Regions from separate parts of the Homo sapiens genome. Here region 2 is linked to region 1. A link is a loop called in an ENCODE intact Hi-C map of the cell type or tissue named here. Cell type or tissue: PC-9. All regions are shown on one strand. Each heading gives the region's core, and the rest is flanking DNA. Links, peaks and the distances in the headings are about the cores only. Region 1 has its middle 44 kb from the start of MIR4452. Region 2 overlaps SCPPPQ1 (secretory calcium-binding phosphoprotein proline-glutamine rich 1).

What was found. A loop is a pair of places that touch in the nucleus more often than their neighbours do. Peaks named below come from ENCODE experiments on the same cell type or tissue, not always from the same donor. Only the 100,000 strongest peaks of a DNase experiment are listed, where the experiment ranks them.
Region 2: it touches region 1 in a loop (12-fold over the local background); 3 of 110 quality-filtered maps call a loop at or near these places.

The regions. Positions count from the first base shown.
Region 1 is chr4:86,497,393-86,500,314 of GRCh38, forward strand. It overlaps a transcript of MAPK10 not described here. Among named protein-coding and RNA genes, the nearest start is that of MIR4452, 44 kb to the right of the region's middle. RefSeq lists an enhancer at 1,282-1,391. In PC-9, for the core only: CTCF peaks have their summits at 1,390 (motif pointing right) and 1,594; a DNase peak (open chromatin) is centred at 1,349.
Region 2 is chr4:87,464,332-87,467,253 of GRCh38, forward strand. The region is part of intron 5 of SCPPPQ1 (secretory calcium-binding phosphoprotein proline-glutamine rich 1); the gene reads right to left. Among named protein-coding and RNA genes, the nearest start is that of SCPPPQ1, 5.3 kb to the right of the region's middle. In PC-9, for the core only: CTCF peaks have their summits at 1,625 (motif pointing left) and 1,826; no DNase peak of the experiment used is centred there.

The sequences.
Region 1 (2,922 bases), core at 96-2,595:
AGGCTCCTTGGCTCTGCCAGGTCAGAAGACTCAGAGCACACACTACACTGCAGCTGTTGAGGCCATGGGAAGTAGGACCAATGGAGTGCAGCCCTATGAGGCATATAGAAGGTGCTGAGGTTGGAGTTTTTCATGGCAATAACAAATGTACCTATGATCACTGATCACAGACATCTTTCCCAGCTGGTGGGGGCAGTGGCAAGTCTAAGCCATAAAACCCAGCAGAAATAAAATCTGTCCAGGGCTAAGTGGTGTGCTGATGATTTTTTAACAACCAGCTCTTCTGGAAAGGAGGAAAGAAAGCCCTGGTTTGTAGTTTGCCAAAACTCCCACCATGGCCAATTTCGAGTGTACCAAGCAAGCATCATATCATTAAATATGAAGTTGAGAAGATACGCTAACAATCAGCACTTGCACTCCACTCCTCAGTCCCTATGCCTAGAGCACCCCACTCTGGCTGTGCAAATATTAGGAGCAGGGTTGATTAGAAAACCCTCCATTCCATACCACTATGGAATCTATGGATGGATTTTCCATGAGCACAACTGGCTTCTTGGACCATCCCTTACTTCTCTTCAAGGGTAAAGAATTTATTTATCTAATTGGTGTGTTAGGGAGAAGCAACTGAGCATGCTGAGCTAAGCTCCTTTCTGCCCTTTCTCTCAGGGATCTGTCTGCCTGAAGACAATGTGCTTTCTGTTTTGGCTGCTGTCATGAGATAAAAGTCAGTGGCCTTATGCCACAGTTTTCAGGACAGTCCTGGCATTTCATCCCTTCGACTCTCAAAAGTGTCTTGGTTTGCACAACAAATTATGTGTCACTTTATGTAAAAGGGACTAACCCTGCAGAGCAAGGCCTGGCAGGCAACCAGAAAAATGGCTATTTCTGGTGCAGTCCTAGGAAACCTACTGTTACCACACAACTGAGCCACATTCTTCAATATCACTTTTATTGATAATAAACCTGACATTTTGATCTTCATCGGTTTGATTATTTTATCTAACTCTAGTTATATGCCAAACACAAGGAGTAACAACAGAGCCATCATTTTGGAGACTCTTAAAACTTCATCAAACTGAGTGCCCTGAAAAGTGACTGGTTGTGGCTTTTAGATAAGAAGAAAGTGGAAGTCCACACACACAGAAACAAAGGAGACTAGGATCATTAAGACAATTATCCACAAGCTCCCAAATCTACATTAAGAAAACAAAATACTAAAAATTTTTAGTGAGAGTTGACTCATAACAGCACTGCTATAATAAGAATTTAGAATTAAATTGAGGTGGCTTTATAAACCGTGGGTCACCACCACAAATATGTAGGGTACACCACTCTGTTGCTGCCTAAGCGTATTTAAGCTAGCTACCACTAGAGGGACCCTAATCGCCAAACATCATTTATAGCTAACCTTAACAGCCCTTTTCCTTTCCTTCAGACCCTTGTTTATCTGTATAGATGTAGTTGTGGAACACCAAAGTGGCACTCAAAGAAAGTAAAATAACAAAGTTCTTAATATTTGTGAAGTACTGAAACATGCACTGTTTCAGACTGTGTCTCCAAATTAACCTCTCTTCTTAAAGCTCACCTGACCATAGGTTTAGTTCAAATGTGGAATGGATCATTTGCTTTTTAAAAGCCACATCCAATTATAGAGAATCATAAGTTAATATTCACATCCTTTTGCGATTACAATTGTGTTAAATGAAATACTTCTTTCAAGCAAGTAAGCCATTACTATGCTTTCAAACTCCTCCCAAAATCAGTGTCTGGGGAGTAAGGAGTATGCAAACCTCAGGATAACACACACAGAGACACACACTCATATAGAGCACAGGATAAAAAGTTATACAAAAGGAAAAGTAGCTTTATATTCCAGATTATCACAATCAAACAGTTCAGAGGAGATTTACACTGCCCTGGACCTGCCTAACTTTAACTACCAGCAGCTAAGTTGCAAGCACACCAGGAACCTTGACTTCAGTGCATGACCAAAAACAGGGTGGGGAGTAACACAGCAAGAACATTTCCAGACAATTCTGCTGATGCACTTGTTGGTTCGGTTATTTTCTTGCCAGGGCCACACATACACACCCATAGGCAGTGCCTCCAGGTCACGAAACACACTGGAAATGTGTATATTGTTCAGTCAATATCAATTAGACAAAAAGACAAACCATATAATGCACTATCCAAAGAGGATTTGTTTTTTGCTTTAATCGTTGATTTTGCTTGCTTGCTATAGCTAAGACAACTAGTCACCTACACAACATCTATTCTCTTCTTTTTCCTTAATGATAGAACTTTAAGAACTTTAATTTTATTCCAAGTAGTGATGTATCCAGCTAAAGGACTGCATTTGCCAATCTCTCCTGCAGATAGGGATGGTTGGTAAACAGTAAGTGGGCCTTTAGAGAAAGCTCCTTAAGACAAACAGCTGAAGTATGTCTTTTTGTCCTTTCTGCTTCCTCCCTGATTAGAAGACATATATGATGTCTGTCTGGGATCCCAGCAACCATCTTGGACCACGTGAAAACCTTGGGGATGGAAATCACATGCTATGGATGGCGAAGAAAACTAAAAGCGCCTGAGTCACTGATACCACTTTAGAGCTACCATATAAGCCTCTCTTAAGCCTTCCTTTTATGAAAGAAATATAAAATTCCATCTTGCTGAATTCCTATCTGTGTTACTAGCAATTGAACAACTGATTTGCCAGCCATCTGAATTACCCAGATTGTCTGATAATTGGTCAATACCCACTTCATTTTAGGATATAGAAATAAAGCTTCAAAACTGGCCATAATAGCTATGGTGATTTGATCCTCAAAACTAAAAATTAGGTCACACAATAAGAATAGTCTGAATCCACTTATGGGAGAAGCAGATCAGCTTATTTGAAATCGGGTTGTGCTAGAATACCCA
Region 2 (2,922 bases), core at 273-2,772, 970 kb after region 1:
TTCAATTATTAAAATTCACTAATATTTTAAGTACCCCCCCCCAACCCCAAACCTATCTCTGGAAACATGTAGTCTGTATTTTCTGTTGTGGGCTCCAGACATAGCAGTGACTTCTTGGAAAGATTATTAAACCTATGATTATTGGGTTTGAAAAAGACTATTTTGGGATCACCTCTTTCTGAAAGAAAACTTTAATAATATTACTTCCTATAATCGTAATAGGAGTGCTGGGCATGGTGGCTCACGCCTGTAATACAGCACTTTTGGAGGCCAAGGGAGGAGGATCACTTGAGTCCAGGAGTTCGAGACCAGCCTGGGCAACATGGTGAAACCCCATCTCTACAGAAAATACAAAAATTAGCCCAGCGTGGTAGTGCGTCCCTGTAGTCCCAGCTACTCAGGAGGCTGAGGCTGGAGAATCACTTGTACCTGGGAGGTGGAGGTTGCAGTGAGCTGTGATTGCACCACTTCCAGCTTGGGTGACAGAGCGAGACTCAGTCTCAAAAAACAACAACAGAAAATCATAATAGGAATATTATTACTTGGAGTTAATATGCTGAAATATACATAACTTTTTTGTATGATACTGAATCCGCCTCATCTTATGTATTTATCACTAATTCAGTAAAATCTTTTCAAAAGTAAAATTTAAGCAATTCCTTTATACCATGACTGTAACCTTAAATCTATTTCAAATGCTTCTAGGATATATTACATTTCAATAAGAATGCATTTTACCCCCACTAATGACAAATGTAAGCATAAAATTTTAGAGGTGAAATGGACTTTGTAAATCATCTGTTGTCACTGTTTTATATTCTAGAAGAGGATAAGGGTCACAGGAGTTAAAGATAATTCCAAAGTATTAAAGGGCAGACATGGAGCTTACATCTCCAGATCATTTAACTTCAAATTAAGTGCTTTTTCTACTGGTTGGTCCCTGGGTTTATTCTACACAAATAAGGAAAGTTTCAGGTCTTAGGTAATTCAGTTTTCAAGGATATGTGAAATTTGAACATTCAATTACTCAAATCAAACAAAATATCAATAACTAGTGGTCCCCCAAAGAGAATGTTAGCCAGTAATTATTGGTATCAAATTCTCCCCAATTAAATCTAAAGAATTTTCAAGTTTTTGTTTTGTATTAGTTTAAGTATTTCCTAAGGAAGCTTTAAGTATAACCACCTGATTTGGATTGTAAGGAAAAGGAAAAGGAATAGAAATCTACAAAAAAAAAAAAAAAAAAAAAAAAAAAAAGTAAATTGTGAATGAAACTGTGAACACTCTCTCTTGCTTTTTCTCATTTATTCATACATTCACTCATCCTTCCACCCATCTATCCATCCATCCCTACAATATTTACTGAGCAATTATTCTATATCTAGGGTTTAGGGATAGCAGTAAATGACACTTAGAGAGCTCACCTTCTATTTGGTGGAGATTAGAATCTAGTGGGTTCAATATAATATTTTCTTTCAAGAGGTATGGTTGTTCTTCTTAATTTATCTAACTTAAAGCCCAGGAATCTGTCTTAATGTGTTGATAGTTTTTACAAATCTACCACTTTCCCTACAGTAAGTGTTACTTTCTTTGCTTGCTTTGAAGATACTAGTCTGCCATCTGGTGGTAGGAAGAGTTTCCATTTCACAGAAGAGTGATTCTTTTAATTGTCATATAGATTTAAATAAATTTAAATTTAAATGTTAACAGCGATTCCTAAGTTCTAATTATAAACCAAGACTCCAAGATTTTGCATCAGTTTAAAATAAATCTTGCCAGGGCACGGTCGCTCATGCCTGTAATCCTAGCACTTTGGGAGGCCGAGGCAGGCAGATCACTTGAGGTCAGGAGTGAGTTCGCCCAGCCCAACTAACATGGTGAAACCCATCTCTACTAAAAACACAAAAATTAGCCAGGCATGGTGGCTACACGGGAGGCTGAGGCAGGAGAATTGCTTGAACCTGGGAGGCGGAGGTTGCAGTGAGCTGAGATTGCACCACTGTACTCCAGCCTGGGCAACAGAGAGAGACTCTGTCTCAAAAAACAAAAACGAAAACAAAAAAAACAAATTTTAGCAAACAATAGGGAAACAATGCACCTAGTCCTGACTAGAACCAAAATAATTAGCAATTAATTATAAGTGCAAGAATAATATTTAGAATTTAACAGCTGGGATTCAATCAGAACAAGTAAAAACATTAAAGGAGAAGAAATGTTCTATTGAGGACTAAGTTTAGTGACAAATTTTTAAAAGTTGAGAGAAACACAGTTTGAAATTAAATGCAAGCAAAGGGAAGGTGTTTATTAAATTTAGATATAAAAACAGTTACACAAAATCATGTTTGTATATTTAAAAATATTTAGGAGATCAGACAATATTAAGCAAGATGTAGTTTTAAAATGTTTGTGAGCTGGGCATGGTGGTGTGCACCTATAATCCAGCTACTGGGGAGCCTGTGGGAGGTGGGAGGATCACTTGAGCCCAGGAGTTTGAGACTAGCCTGGGTGACATAGTGAGGTCCTTGTCTGTAAATAAGGGGTATGTGAAGTTTTAAAATGTATGTGATTTTTAAAGAAAAAAATCATTGCTTAAATACTTATCCAAATTTAACAAGGCCCCAATCTGTGTTGCAGCATCATTATTTTAGACTAAAATAATTTTCTACCCGCAAATTGCCTTGTGCTTTTCAAGTCTGCACCCATGCACTTGCTGTTCCTCTGCCTGAAATGTTTCATCCATTTGTCTTCCTTCAAGACCTGGTTCAGATACTGTCTTCTCTGAAGTCTTTGATCCATAGCTTTGTATTTGTGTCTCGAAATACTTATCAAATTACATTGTAGTTTCCCTTTATGAGTCTCTCTTCCTCATCAGATCTGAACTTATACTGTTTGTACCTCAAGCACTCACCGTTGACTCTATAA